Linked DNA regions of Homo sapiens: region 1 is linked to region 2. A link is an interaction called in ENCODE POLR2A ChIA-PET data of the cell type or tissue named here. Cell type or tissue: A673. All regions are shown on one strand. Each heading gives the region's core, and the rest is flanking DNA. Links, peaks and the distances in the headings are about the cores only.

The links. Peaks named below come from ENCODE experiments on the same cell type or tissue, not always from the same donor. Only the 100,000 strongest peaks of a DNase experiment are listed, where the experiment ranks them.
Region 1: POLR2A ChIA-PET joins it to region 2 with 17 read pairs; 2 of 35 experiments call an interaction of 5 or more read pairs at or near these places.

The regions. Positions count from the first base shown.
Region 1 is chr1:96,977,503-96,985,684 of GRCh38, forward strand. No RefSeq gene overlaps it. Among named protein-coding and RNA genes, the nearest start is that of DPYD-AS1, 110 kb to the right of the region's middle. In A673, for the core only: no CTCF peak of the experiment used is centred there; DNase peaks (open chromatin) are centred at 1,149, 2,009, 3,179, 4,039 and 1 weaker place; H3K4me3 peaks cover 620 bases; H3K27ac peaks cover 4,957 bases.
Region 2 is chr1:97,097,076-97,105,257 of GRCh38, forward strand. It overlaps DPYD (dihydropyrimidine dehydrogenase), which reads right to left. Exons shown (of 23, transcript NM_000110.4): 21 at 1,414-1,557. The region is part of intron 1 of DPYD-AS1 (DPYD antisense RNA 1); the gene reads left to right. Among named protein-coding and RNA genes, the nearest start is that of DPYD-AS1, 5.2 kb to the left of the region's middle. In A673, for the core only: no CTCF peak of the experiment used is centred there; a DNase peak (open chromatin) is centred at 4,636; H3K4me3 peaks cover 432 bases; H3K27ac peaks cover 535 bases.

The sequences.
Region 1 (8,182 bases), core at 1,057-6,056, 120 kb before region 2:
ACATATCTGCAAATATGCAAAAAGCCATTAATTATACACTTTAAATGGATGAATTTATGGTTATTTGAATTATATATCAATAAAGCTCTTTTTAAAAAGTAATATTTGAATCCGTGGTTTGAAAATAGTCTCTAATAAAATACTTGACTCCCCAAACCAGGTTGTAGGACACCCCAAATTATAGCCTTAGTTCAAATAAGGAGAGTCCATTTCAGATTCCATTTGAGCCTTTAAAATCTGTATTTTAGTAAGTGAGGAACTCAGACCTTCAGTCTCTGATGATTTGGGGAAACTAGGTTTGCGGAAAAATAATTCCTATCCTTTTAATGCTTTCTGTGTCATTTGTCCTAGGTTCTCCCTCCTAAAGATGCAATTATAAGATGCAGAAGAGTGAAATATCTAGAAGATACCCCAAAATCAGTTGCTACTATACACCCTCCAGTAAGCTTCTATCAAAAAGGAAAATTTTTTAAAGAAAAATGTTATAAAAGAGGTATATTATTTTTAATACTATATTCTTGCAATTTAAAATAAGGAAAAAATATAAAGAGCTTCAAAATGTTACTGTCTCTTGTTACATGACATGGCCAAAGTTTTACTTATTGGCATTTATTAAGTACTCTTGTGCCCTAGATGCTTTTACATACCTTTAGTCATAATCCTGTTTAGGGTTACAGAAGCGGAGTTTATAGAGACTGCAATTTGCCTCAAATTACACTGTTTTTGGTAAGTGGTAGAACCAGGACTTGAATCTGTATCTTTCAGTCATCAGAGTCTTTTGGTCCAAACTGCCCTTGAAGAAAATGGACCAACACCATGGCTTGAGTTCTCCTATTGCTAAGGACAATAAAATAATACAAGATATAAATAGGAAAGCTGGCTACTCAAAAGATCCATCCACAAAGTTTTCTAACGTAAAACCACCTCCTGAAGTGAGTTATCCTTACTAATTTCTAAAAGGGTAGCATCATTGCCAAAAGTCTTCCCAATCCAAACTTTCTTACTTTTATGCTAGCTGAATTCAGATGGCAGCACCTTCCCTCTCTTGTCATTTTCTCTTGCTTTCACCCTACACAAATTGCTAGTGGTTGAATTGCCAACACACTAGAGCTCCCCTAGTGCTTCTCACACATCTCCAGAAATGATGTCAGACCAGCTCGGCTCATGTTCATATTCTCCTTGGCTGATGAAATATTTAAGCCATGCTGATAGCCTCAGATGGCATTTTAGATGCAGAATACACCAGCCTGTTGTTCCTCTTTGCAGAGGAACAGTAGGCTACGGCGCCCTGCCTCCATTTCTCTCCCATGTTTATGCTAAGAATGATACTTCTTCCTAATGGTGTTTTAATCAAAAACAGCTCATCACCAATACTTTTTTTTTTCTTTTTTTACAAAAAGAAGCCATTTCTAGTAGGCTTGGCTGACAGAGTGTATACAATTAGTAAGACCTTTTAGAGAAAGAATTTACAGAAAATGCTCCATTCGTTGACTTTCAATTAAAATGATAACAGCAACAGATCGAGTGAAAGGAAACCTGTTGCCATTCTGTCAGCCCTGTGGCAGGTGTGTGGTGGGAGAGTGAGGCTGTCTTTGCAAGCACAAGTGAGCAGGTCATTCTGACTGCAGCGTTTACACCCAAGCTAATTGATAAAGACATTCTCATTTTGACCCGATCCCATGGAAAACAGGCAAACAAACCAAAAACACTTGTCAAACAGCTATGTTAACACAGGTAAGGTTAATAGGTGTGAGAGACTAGACTTTCCTTAATATTAATCAAAAATAATTTAGGCTTTAACACAATGCCCTTGCTCTTTAATTTTGATGGTAAAAATCAGAACACTTCCCTTCAATGCCATTAATGGGGTCAGCCTCCAAGTCTGAGCGAGTAGCCATGCCGTCAGTCCCATGGAATCCTAAAAACCATCATCATTTGTTTCTAAACAGATCATGAGCTATTTACCATCCCAGTGTTTTGTGCACAGCTGGGTGTCTGGCAAGTGTCCAATATCCATTAACATTTAAAAATTAGGCCCATAATGCATCTTTTCTGGGGCTTGAGAAGTATACACAGTGACACATGGTGGGAACCAATTACACTTGCACTACCATTAGTCTGGCTGCATTCAACTTCCCAGTAAATGCAGGCTAATTTAGTTTCCAGAATGGTGTGTCTAAATTCATACAATAATCTTAGAGAAGGCTGCATATCTAAAGATTTATAGTGGAACAAACTGCTCAGCAAGAATATTACTTCCCACAGTGAAACATGAGAGCACATCACAGGACGATTCACTGAATTTCTGCAAGTTTCCTTTCAATATGTCCTTTCTAAAACTTCCAGTCAGGGGATGAGTTGGAGGACACAAACAGACTAACAGATTTCAGTAACCATTTCTGTTGCCTTGGTCTGCAGAGCTACCATCACTTTGTATGCTAACAGATACCTTTAAATGTGTCTTTCTCACCTTTGGAGTTATAGCTGGGTTACCTTAATCCATTTTTCCAGTGGATGGACAAATTCTGCCTTTGGAATAGAGTACTTTGAACTCTTTTTGGGCATTGTATTACCTTATTGCCCAAGATGAGCAAAGCAAACTCTACAATTGGTGGTTTGGTAAAAGGTTGAATACAGAGAAGTTCAGAAATAAATGCTGTCTGGAAAGTGCTGTTCTCCAAACTTCCACTGTCTGGAACAATTTCTCTAATAATATCCAAGGCAAAATAGGGAGTCAGGTCTATCTGGAAAGCAACCCAAAGAGAACCTCCTTCCTTGCTAGGTGTCCATTCCACTCTCAAAATCAGGATGGAAACTGATTAGCTTCTCTGGCTAATCATTCTGGGGCACATACTGTACCAAGCTTCTTAGCTCACTCAGTCTATGTCATGCTGCTTAATAAAGCTAAATTGCTCACACAAACAGAATACTGTGCCATGGGCTTTTAGGATTCAGAGGTGGTTTAAAAATATAATTTTTCACTAACATTCAGCAGAACAATTTAGCAATAGCTTACAGAAAATTGCAGGAAAGCAGTAATTTTCCAAATGTGCACAAACTGATTCAGCAATTTACAAATTAGAGACTTTGGGGGTGGTTAGGATGTGCAGTGAGCTAGCAAAGTTGTCCTCTCTGAGGGCAGACTTCCCGTGCCTCAGGCTATGCTGGGGAACACCATTTCCTTTTTCTCTAGCACCTTGAAATATTTAATGGCAAAACTTTGTTTGGAGGTTATAACTGTTAAGTTAAAAATTACGTTGACTGAATTGATTTAAATTGGAATTGACTCCAGGAAATGCCAAGGCCTCTGTAATTGAAGAGTGATTTTTAATGAGTTTGGAGCAAATACTAGTTCTCTTTCAGTGTTCTCTTATTTTGAGAAGACCGTATACTACAATGTTTTTCATTGAGAAGCTTATAAACAGCATCGAAGGTACAACTGCCTCATCAGGGCTGTTGATTTGTGCACTTACTGAATTAGGAGTTTGTGGATAGCATTCTTTTCTTATTGTTTAGGAAGTATGAATCACTGCCACAGCTGAAAATGTATAGGATAGGCAGTTAGGCACAGTATATTAAAATAATATGAATGTGCCAATTGAGGAAAACAATGAAACCTATTATTTAATAAAACTGTCTATATCGTATGTTTCCAGATCATTTTGTAGGGCGATTTTAGTGTAAGGATTAACCCAATTGGTGCAGATTAGATGAGGAGAGGCCTGATTTGAGTGAGAATATTTTCTTTCAATAACTTTAAAAGGTATAGATTTTATCTATAATAGTCATTTGGATATGTGTCTTGCTTAAAATAGCTAGTTCAATACAGACTGGGGAAACAGGTGCACTTATCTTTTGTATAAAATGCATGCAGGGTTATGATCTCATCACACATACAAAGAACCCTTTACAACTGGAATCATGAACAAGAAATGTATTTCCTTCAACTTAATTATTTAGTTTCCTACTAAGAAGTTGCTCTGCAGAGGTCAATTATCCTTCAGGGATATCCTGGAAGAAATGAACAATTAGCTTGATTTTCTGTTGAATTTGGAGCTTGAAACTCAGTATGTGATCTATTAAAAAAAGGAGATAATTCCTCTTAAACCATGTCCTAATCTACATTGGAGTCTTACACTGCAGGTAAGAAATCAGCAAAGTAATCCAATCCACCACCATGGGGCCAAGACTGAGTATCTTGATATACAACAATCATGGCTTCAAAACGTTAATGGAAAAATCTCTCATGGGGAGCTATGAAGAATAACAGAATTCACTCCTCTTATGAAGTGCAAAGCCTTATGAAAGGGAAATGCCATTTGATTTTTTTTAACTAAACAGAATTGCTCAAATCTGATTAAAGAGAGTAGCAGCAAACATTGTAATTTGGGGTAATCAGGAGAGTGTACAGTTTTATGGAGAGATGAAAGGCATGAGTATGGCTTTCATAAGCTTCAGACTATCCAGGAGGCTGACCGTTACCTGGCTCTGCTCTAAAAAAAGCTTTCTTGCCCTAAGAAACAGAATTTAAAGTGGGGACTAAATTGAGTTAAAAAGCATCCTGCACAGAGCTTTTCAGAAAAGCGCTGAACTCGCCTATGTAATGAATCTAGAGAAAAAATTATTTTCTCTCTGGAAATGTCTTTCTCTTTTTGAGTTATTTAAACATGGGAGTTGTAATACAACATTCTTTTTTATTTCAGTTTTTAAATTTGAGGATGCTGGTTTCAGCTGGCTCTATTTCCTTGGAAGTCAGGGCTATGCTTTAAGCTTAATAATATTGGATGACCCTCAAGACCTTTAAATCACCTTCATGTCACTGATTTAGCATTTCCCCTGAGGATGCATTCATTTGTTCTGTCTCAGTCCTGAAAGTCTGGCTTTAACACACACATAAACGCACATGCACACACACACACGGAAAAGAGATGAAAATATGCAGAGGGTTAAAAGAAGAACTCAAAAGTATATTACGGAGTAGGAACTTGCTAGAGTTGTGTCATTTAAAAGATAATCCCAAGCAAATAGTTTTATAGCCAGTTGCTGGCTTTCTTTACAGCAGAAAGATCTGTTTTATCAAAAACCACTGAGTGGGTGGCAGAAATAAGTCTCTGCCTGGAGATGAAGTAGAGCTCTCTTAAATGGCTGCTACTTATGATACCAATGATAACTTGTAATAATGCATAACAAAGAGCACCCTGAATTCATTTAACCAATTTCAATAAGATTGAAACACTTTTCACACATTTTCATTTACTTTTTTTTTTTTTTTTTGAGACAGAGTTTCACTCTTGTCACCCAGGCTGGAGTGCAATGGCGCGGCCTCGGCTCACTGCAACCTCTGCCTCCCGGGTTCAAGTGATTCTCCTACCTCAGCCTCCTGAGTTGCTGGGATTACAGGCATGTGCCACCACACCCAGCTAATTTTGTATTTTTAGTAGAGACGGGGTTTCACCACATTGGCAAGACTGGTCTTGAACTCCTGACCTCAGGTGATCCACCCGCCTCAGCCTCCCAAATTGCTAGGATTACAGGCCTGAGCCTCCATGCCCGGCCTCATTTACTTTTACAGCATGCTGGAAAAGCAGAGTGGGCAGATCTTACTTCTCCCTCTGCAGTGAAGAGATGTGAAGACCAGAGCTGAGAATATGTGAAGTGAGACAAGATTAGGTGCTTCTGGTTGAACCCCTTTGAGTTATTTTTTTCTAATATATATCCCTTTCAACATTTTTCTGTGTTCAATTTCACACTGTTTCCCATCTGGCCTAAGTGGATGGGAGGGGAGTCCCAGGAATTCAACTCAATCTGAAAGACATGCTCTTTGATTTTAATCTTCCCTTTTCCTTAAACTCAACTTCTGCAGACTACCTTGACATGACCTAGTAATCCCAAGCCATCAGACTGGTGTCCAATGTGACCACAAGAGATTTTATGAGGAAATGTATGGTCTGACCACTCAGAATGGACGTGTTTTTCCAAAACTAAGCACCAACCTACTTGGCAGCTTAATGTGTCCTAAAGGATTGGGTAAAGGGAACTATCACAGCTTTTGGTGTCAGACATACCTGGGTTTAAGCAATGGCTGATGCTTGGTCTGAGTCCTCACTTCACCATCTGCAAAATGGAGATAAGATCAGTAATCACCTCAGAGAGTTATTTATTTTAGTAAAGAGGAATGAGATAATGCAAGTAAAACGTGTCTGTAATTATAGTAGGCTCTCATCACAGACCCAGCCTGAACCAAGCAACTTACATCTTCATGATCCATATTAGCCTTGGACTCAGTGTTTTCTCCAGCCTTGTCTTTCCTGTGTACACTTTCTTAGTCAAAGTTCCCAAGTCCTAACTTTTTGTTATTCCATGTTGAATCTCACAAAGGAATTTCCCAAGTATACTCTTTATTTTGAAAATATATTACCTAACTCGTAAAGTCAGAAATTTTTCTTCGGCTATATAGCTTCCGAGGTTTTTCTGCCCAATTGCCCTCCAGAATGTGTAGGTTGAATTAGATCAAGCTTACTGAGGAAGCCAATTACTAATTTCCTTCCTATGGAGAAGTGAATTTGCCACGAGAAGGTCTCACATCTCATAAAACTGCCTGTGACGGTGTAAAACGCATCATGGGAGTTTCCAAATGCATTTCTCTGCTTTGCTACGAGTATTGAAGCATCAGAGAATATTAACAGTGACTTGGAGCCCCAAAGTCACTGCTCAGCCCATTTTCCAGATGAAGACACTGAAACATAAAAAGGTCGAGTAGTTCTTCAGTTACCAAAATGGAGAAGAGCCTTGAACTACTGACCTCTAGTGTTGTACCTTTTGTATCTCAGAATAAAGCACACTCTTTAATAAATTATTTGTGAATACAAGTTTGAAGGCAATGTCTATTCATAAAACAACTGACCTAGTTAATCTAGGCAATCAAGTTAATTAAACAATTAATTCCTTGGCAGGTGAAAGGAGGGCAAGTTGCTAACAAGCAAAGGACTGCTAAATTGGCTGTTTGGCCAATTGTTTGATGAAATCATCCTCAAGTCAGTCCAACAGTCATTTCAACAGCCTTCTAGATACAAGACAGATCAGGAGGTGATCTGTCTCCACTGCTGTGCTGAATGAATGGGCAGTGGTGGTGATAGTGGTGGGCCATCCAATTTAATAGAATGAGATGATTTTCATTCTTTGGGATTTACAGGATGCATAATTGTGGCTAGTCATTAATTTTTTCTTATTCAAATGGAGGTTAGTTCTTGATGAGCCGTCACACATTTCTTTCCCTTGCACAGTGATTTATTTCCTCCATTCATTTTTCCTTCAGTGACACTTTCTTTTTCCTAATTTTTTTTTAACTTTAAGTTCCAGGATACATGTGCAGAACGTGCAGGTTTGTTACACAGGTATACGTGTGCCATGGCAGTTTGCTGCACCTATTGACCTGTCCTCTAAGTTCCCTCCCTTCACCCCCACCCCCCAAAATGCCTTGTTTCCCGCCCTGTGTCCACGTGTTCTCATTGTTCAACTCCCACTTATGAGTGAGAACATTCAGTATTTGGTTTTCTGTCCTGTGTTAGTTTGCTGAGGATGATGGCTTCCAGTTTCATCCATGTCCCTCCATAGGACATGATCTCATTCCTTTTTATGGCTGTGTAGAAGTCTATGGTGTATATGTACCACATTTTCTTTATCCAGTCTATGATTGATGGGCATTTGTGTTGGTTCCATGACTTTGCTATTGTAAATTGTGCTGCAATAAACATACGTATGCACGTGTCTTTATAGTAGAATGATTTAAATTCCTTTGGGTATATACTCGGTAATGGGATTGCTGGGTCAAATGGTATTTCTGGTTCTAGATCCTTGAGGAATCACCATACTGTCTTCCACAATGGATGAACTAATTTAAATTCCCACCAACAGTGTAAAAGCTTTCCTATTTCTCCACACCAGTACCCATTGTTTCTTCACTTTTTAATAATTGCCATTCTGACTGAAGTGAGATGGTATCTCATTTTGGTTTGCATTTCTCTAATGATCGGTTAAAGTGATGCATTTTCACAAGGCCTAACTATATTAGTTCATTTTCATGCTGCTGACAGAGACATACCTAAGACTGGGCAATTTACAAAAGAAAGAGGTTTAATGGACTTACATTTCCACTTAGCTGGGGGGTGCTTCACAATCATGG
Region 2 (8,182 bases), core at 1,633-6,632:
ATTAGTGTTCAGTTTGTTCAGTTCATACTTTTAGTGGCACAAAAATAATTTAACATGAACAACTCAAGAGACGATTTGGGGCTTTTATGCTGTTAAAAGTCCCAAATGTTCATTTTATTTAGAATGATGGCATTGAAGTGCTGGCACGCTTTGTGGTCAGCCACTCCCTTTGCCCTTTCGGAACTCTGTATTGCTGAAATTTTGGAACATTGAGTCTGGACCACTGTTTTTAGCATGAGATACATTTTTTTTTTCTTCATAGGTAGAAGGAATTTTTAAGGGTTCCAGTCTCCAGTTGACTGCTAAAGATGAATTTCAGTGAGGTCTACTTGAGAACACATAAAAGCAAGCTTTTCAGCTGATATTTCAAACAGAAAATGGAGATGTAGGAGTAGAGTGTCATCAAACACAGAAGAATGAATTTCAGTAACTGCAAACTACATTTTAGTGATGATGATTTCAGACAGAATGCCATCCAGTAACACCTCCATTTTTCTCATTATGACTGCTTGGAAACAATACTGTCTTGAGGGTGACAGAAAAAAAGAAGGCGTGGTTACAAAAGGGTTACCTGAGGAATCCTGGTGGTGATGTCACTGTTTTGCATCTTGACTGTGGTGGTGGATACATGAACCTCCATACATGACAAAATTGTACAGAACTAAATACAACACACACATAGAAGTAAAACTGGAAAAACTTGAATAGGATTGGTAGATTGTGTCTGTGTCAGTATGCTGGTTGTGTTATCATACTATAGTTTTGCAACATGCAAAACAGGTGAAACTGGATAAAGGGTACACAAGACCTCTCTGTATTATTTCTTACAACTACATGTGAATCTACATTTCTGTCAAAATGAAAAGTTTAAGGAAAAAAATCAAGAAAGGTAACACATACTCATAATTCTATCTTAGTGTAATTTTTGTTATTACCAGAAAATAATCTCCTGAGACCCAAATAAATGTCCAGGCTTTCCAGAGGCCAAACCAGAGAAAGTTTTTCCAAAACTTTCAAGTGATCACATTGATATTGATGTGCTTATTGATAATTGAGTTGTACTACATGACTAATACAAGATATCTTGGAGTTAATTATGTATTAAAATAATTTTTAAGTGACTATAAGAAAACTAGGAATTTCATCTTAATATCTCCTGATACATTTAATGTATATAAAAATTTCCATGACATGCATGCTTGCCAGTGTTCTAAAAAGTATAAAATATGCAAATAAAAAAGGTTATTTTATAATTTAAATGCAGTTTTCACCATGGACAGATGTTTTTAAAACTTTCATTATAATTCTAAAACCAAATTAGTGATACATTTAAGCAGTAAATAAACATTTTAACTATATTTGTATATTTAACCAGTAAAGTAGGCATACTTATATAGTTGGCATAATTTTTACCTTGATGGTAGGAATAGGCCTTTTGGGGATAAAACAGTTTCTCTTAAGTGGTGAAAAAGCTACATTTTGTTCTTTCAGTCTAATCTTGTTTTCTGCTATGATTTTCTTGCGCTGTTCCAGATAAGGTCCAAAACTTGGCAGTTTCTAAAAGGAAAACACACAAATAAGGAAGCATGTTAGCTCAGAGAAGAGAAAAATGGGAAGATATAAACATATAAATATTATCAACAAACAAATGTGTGTCTAGGGATTGTTTCATGTATACTGTAACTAGGTCTTCACTCATTGTTTTGGACCACTAGTCTTCTCGGTATCAGGTTCCGTTAATTATTAAAAAGAACACAACAGTACAATACTTTTACCAAATATGTATGTATTACATATACAAATGTTAATTAAAATACATTTCTAAATGGAAGAAAGTTCACAATGGCAAACCAAACCCATTCACATAAAACAACAGCTATTAGTTAAACCATTTGTTTGGTTTGTATAGACAGAAGGTGAAACCTATTGATGCTTTTTTCCCCTTCATCAGGTTTTTAGCATGATATAGACACAGTTGTAGTCCCTGACAAATGCTTTTGTCAATAGCAAAGGTACTTCGCCAAAGTTCTCATCTGTATCTCTATTTTATTGTGTTCAAATTCTTACTACATCTCTTTAAAGATTGTAACTAATGTTGATTGCAACTTACTGGAATAGCTGAAAAACAAAAATGGTAAAAATATTGATTTCTCTGTACAGAAAACAAATTTTATTTTGCATGGAGGCAAAAATAGAAATGAAAAGGAGAGGAAATATTACAGTGCTTAAACAAACTCCATCAGTATTCAAAATCACATCACGGAGCTTTAAATTTCAAGGTTATCCAATTGTACTTTACAAAGTTCATTTAGAAAGATACCTGGGCGTCATGGAAAAATGCTAAGTGGTTTCAAGTTAACACGAAAATGCCCTCATACCATTCATTATCCCACAATTATTTTCTCTTCACTTTGTCCTTCCCCTCTTCTAGAAACTTTGATCTTCACTTTTACTGACACATACTGCTGGTGATAGACATCACTGAATTCCAAATGTTTTGTGTCGGCCTGTAACCTGGAATTGGTAGGTCTCTTTCATAAGACTGCAAAAATACCCTCTCTCTCCTGCAGAATAAAGTCCATTTATCTAGCTGATGGAGGTTTGGAAAACTACAGCACTCGAAGGTCATCCTGATCTCTGACCTAGCAAGTATTTTGGTGAAAAATCACACTTGTTTCAAAACACTGGCCTCCACATTTCAGCTTGCATAACGCCCCAGGAAAATGAGTTCTCTGGTCCTCTAGAGACCTCAGTAGAGTAGGTAAGCTAAACTTAAACCATGTTCCAATTAAGCCGAACTGCAAACTGCAACTGTAATTCATGTTAGCAAAGAACATACTTATGTAGAAATATCTAAGATTGTTACTTCCATTATCAATTCATTATAATTATGTCAACAAGTCAAGTAAATGGAAACAATGTTATGAATGCCAAACTAATTTATATACAATGAGACTAGAACTGAGTACTTCATCTCTACACCTTAATGCTTTCTTAATTTGTAATATTTAATTGTTGCAGTAATATGAAATGATAGGATGGAGGGAGATAGTATTTTGTATCCATTTTGCTATAAAACAAGTGATACTGACTTGCTAAAAGCATAAAATAAATAAGAGTATAAAACAAGTCCTTATCACATATATAAGCATCCTTAAAAGACAATGCTTTTATGAAATGGCTTTTTCTTGGGGCATATGAGGTATATGAGGTGTTAGGGATTACACTTGGTGCCAAAAAAATGCCTTTGGGGTCAGATAACACCACATAAGGTGGCGAGCACACGTCCACATGATATAAATCTTCAGAATGTCACCCCCTGCGTGCTTCTCTTATACCTCAGGGGCATCTCAATCCTAATCTAATATACTCAAAGACTATCAAGAACGGTTAAGTGTTGAAACATATGACCTCTGGTTCTAGCAGATGCCTCAGGTTAGCAGGCTCCATGAAAATCGGAACCATTATTTTCCCTGTTGGGGTTTACATGGTTCTCTGTTTGGACTTTACCTTACTCAACATCATCTAATTTCACCTAAGAGTTTTGTAAAGGCCATTCAAAAGAAATCATTCTTGCAACCTTTTAATCTATCTTCCTTTAAATGTACATCAGAGGATAGTATATTTTTTCATTTAGATTATTATTTATCCAAATGCAGACAATGAATGTAGTTAAATTTAAACCATAATGATTTCAAATTATTTCAACAATGGTAATAAGAACAATAAATTTTTGAAAATCTTTTGATGCTGAATATAATACAGCCTGTGTAAATATCCAACAGCCTGATATTTTCTGTCATTTTTTGCAATGATTGACCACATTTGCCATACATAAATTATGTTACACAGCCTTCCCCTGGCTAACATGCTAAGTTTCTAATGTGCTAATTGGTTTTATAATTAGTCCTAAAGAGAGAATCTCAATTTAACATAAAGATTCCTACAGGATTTTCTTTGTGCATTGGTTAGAAGAATTAATGGACTAAAAGGAAAACTTGCCAATTTTTTTTAATTGAAAGCAAAAAAAAAAATACCAAATATCAGTGACTGCTCCTTCCACCTTCCACCAAGCATCTCCACATCAAATTGGGTTCATTTTTGTTTAATTCCTCACTGCTACATGGAGCTCTCAGAGACTAAGGTATAGTACCAGCTTCCAAAACTTCAAGGCTGCTGTAGACATTTTGCTTTCCTTATTAGTTTGAAAATTTAAGTGCTTTAAAAAATATGTTGTATATATTAAAGTGGTCCTAAGGCTATTTAAGTACTGAACATTTTAAAAGTAAAGTTTTCCGAAAACAAAAAAACATCAATTCTCTCCCGCAACAAAGGATCAACCGATCACCTTTACACATACTACATTTAGGCATACATTTGTGTTTTGATCTTGCAAAAAAAAAAAAAAAAAAAAAAAGGAAGAAGGATAAAGCAAGCAAGCAAGCAAAACAAAGCTAAGAAAGAGTGAAGATGAATGCATAGTTGGCCACTGTGTGTGTGTGCAATCAGTGATGATTAATAAAGCATTTAGTTCAAATCTCTGCCTGAACATATAGTTAATTGATTTCCTATTGCAGGAGGAGAAGCAGCAGGACCTGACAGTGCCAGCAGCAGGAGCTTTTCCTCTTCATTCATTATTTTCTTACAGAAAAGTTGTAGCCTGCGGTAACTCAAAGTGAGAGGTTTTGAGCGTCATGCTATATTTCTTAAACAAAGGAAAAAGTTCTTTAGGACTATCAAAAGCTGCTTTGTAACTGATGAACTGAACAAAGCTCAGAAATGGTGTGAGTTTTGTTTCAATAGTTTCTCCAGGGATTCATCATTGATGAATTTGTTCTCACCAGAAAGGCTAAATCCTACTCATTTAAAGATAACAGTATCTTACACTAAAACTGTCTCTATCCAGATATAAAAAAAGCATTACATTGCCGATAGAAAAGTGACAACATAATGAATCAACAATGATACCTTAAGCCAGCAAAGCTTTAAGGTAAAGAAGTCTATTTGGATTATAATTTATTCATGGATCAATCTAAAGTTAATTGAGCATATTATGAAGTAGAAAAGCGTTCTTGTTTGTAATAGAAGCAAGCACTTGTATCTTCCAGTTTAAACTGCATAATTTTTATGAGAATGGCAGCAAGTTGCCTAATAGCACTAGTCTGTAGTACTGTAATGGATCAACTTTATTTTCTTAATCACACTCTCTTATCTAATTGGAAACCATAACAAGAAGACAAGTAATTACTTTGATATCTAAATTGTAATATGTGAAAGATGAAAATATTTCCGGCTTATATCAGAATATATCACTCAGTATCATATATATATATATATATATATATGTATATATGTATCTTATTCAGTATAAACCTGAAATCTATTATCTATCTATCTATCTATCTATCTATCTATCTATCTCCTTTATACCTATTTCGTGTGTGTGTGTGTGTGTGTCTATACAACTGACAGACTAAAGGATAAGTTACATGTAAAGGATATCTAAAAGTTGACTTTTTTTTCCCAAAAGACATGTTTGCATATGACATAGCTCTATTATTTATCAGTCTTTTGACATTTATTCAACAAATACAGTATTGAATATCCACTCTGGGCCAGGAACTGTCCTGTGCTACACTAAAGGCTAAACAATTTCCAGACAGTGTAGTACAAATTATCATTGTTATTAATTTTGTAAGTATCTTTTGCTATTCATTAAGGGCTAGTGTCAGATTGAATTATATGTCAAATATACCTGGTTGTTGCAGTTATCTCAAGGAATAATATGCCAGACTCCTTGGAAAACTGTTTGAACTCAATAAAATGACCAATAATTGCAGAGAAAAATGAAGAAAATAAATGTTCAAAGAGTTGATCTTTAAAAACCTCAAAAAGCTAATTGAAGTAGTTCTTGGATACCTAAAATAAAAAATATGGGAGCAGTGTGGTATAATGGTTGAGAGCATGGGTTCTCTGAGTCTGTTTCATTATCTATAAAATGGCCATTGTGAGGTTTAAATAAAGTAATCCAGGTAAAGTTCCTAACTCACCCTAATTTCAATCTCTGCTCAGCATGATTCAAGGTAGCACAGGAGATAGAGATGAGAAGTATCTTTTCTGTTCTGTAGTTTCTGAATTCAGTTACTTTTCTTCTTTCCTCTTTTCAATTATGAAAGTAATCAGTTACTTACATTTGATGCTGATTTTTATTTCAAAATCAGTTTTAGCATGGTTTAGAATCAGAAGCTCAGATTTTCCCATATGTAAGTGGCATGTAATGCTTAATCACCGATATAACAGTAAGCAATGTTTCATGATATTATCAAATTTGGACAGTGGAACACAATAAAAAGACAGAGACAGAAAGTCCATCTACATATTACACGTTACCATAGTGCTATGTGATGGCTAATGATGCAAATCAGTACACTGGCATTGGACATGTAAAATATATGAAATATGAGTATTAGTTTAACCTGATAAATGTAAGCTACAACTTTTGATCAAATATGTGATATCTAAATTGGTCAAAAGCAGAGATAGTTCATGTTTCATAGTGAAAGTAGAAAGTCAACATTCACATAGTGATGAGGGAAATAATTTAGAAGTCAAATTTGCATTAAAATCAGTTTTGCACTCATTAGCTGTGTGACTATGAGCCAATTACTTTACTATTCTGCTACTAATTTTCCTTATCAATGAAATGAGAATGACAGTATCAAACTCACGATGTTGGTATAAGCATTAAATGGAATAATATTTGCAAAATGCATGCCTGCCAATTTATTCCCATAAGCCTTAACTGCTTCTATTGCATTGTGTACTGTGCTCTGTGTTTCCATGTTTGCTCATGCATCCCCTCTGCCAGAATACCCCATCTTGTCTTTTTCACCTGGTACATGCCAATTAGGCTATTTAGTTTCAGCTCAGTCTTCATAACACCTAAGTAATCTCCTTTACCGATTACCCTCCCTGCCCAGTGGTTTAGAATATCCTGGGCATATTTTAATCTCTGTGCCTACTGCACTGCCTTATCATCATTAGCTTATGTGTCCATCTGCCCAGCTTGAGATCCTAGACAGGTAACTTTGATCCAGCACATAATAGGTGCTGAATATAATTTTTCAAAGCTTAATGAATGAATGAATAAATGAATGAATGAATATCTTGAATATATTTACAAAATCTTTCTGGTTGTTTGAATTGTCAAACAATCCCAAACAATTACTTTCAGAAACAAATTAAAGTATATAAATAGGTTTTCAAATATGACATGAAGTAAAAAATCGTACTTACAGAAAAGCTGTGATTCATACATTCAGAAAACATTTATAAGGAGCCAGACACTTGAAATTTATATAGAAAGGATAGTGTGTGACCTTAAAGAGACTATATTAATAACAATTGCAATACCCTGTGGGCTGTGGCAGAAGTGACACAAACTGTTATATGAGCAGTGACAATGTGTATCTAACGCAGGCTGAGGGGTCAGAGATTTTCTAGAAGAGGTGTCATCCGAGCTAAACTCTGAAGGATAAGGTGAAGGTAGGATGGCAAGTGGTGCAGTGGAGGCGTGAGGTCAGGAAAGGTGAAGAGAATCCTCCAGGTGGAATAAACAGCAGAGGGAGAAGGGTGACAATTTGGAAAAGGCACCGGGGAGCCAATGGACTGCTAACCCTCTGTTCCATCGTTCATAAGCTACAAGAGGGTGAGGCACTTCACCTGTGAAAAGCAGGCAGAACACATTTTGTTGTGAAGTGATGAAGTCGGATCATGAATTAGGAATAATGTCAATCAAGAGAAGAAAGTCTAACATTCATGGAATGCCAGCAAAGGATGATGGAAATAAGACTTGCTTTCTGCTAAGTGCTGTGCAGGTGCTGGGGCCCAGGCCACAAAGAGGACCAGGAGGCTGTTCCTTCCAAAAGCAGTTTATAGCCTTATGAAGAGGATTGAGTCATATTCAAAGGAACTCAGATAAGAACATTATTATTTTCATATTGAAACAATTTAAATAACTCATATCAGGTCTCTCTTTAAAAACTGTCATTTTTTAAAGTAAGTATTTTTGAAGAAATACCTCTAGGTTGGGATTTAGGAAATGTGGTATTGATGGCATGTTTTAGGAGAAACCAGAACAAAGAGATGGTCCAAGCATTATGCATGGAGAAATGTAGAATTT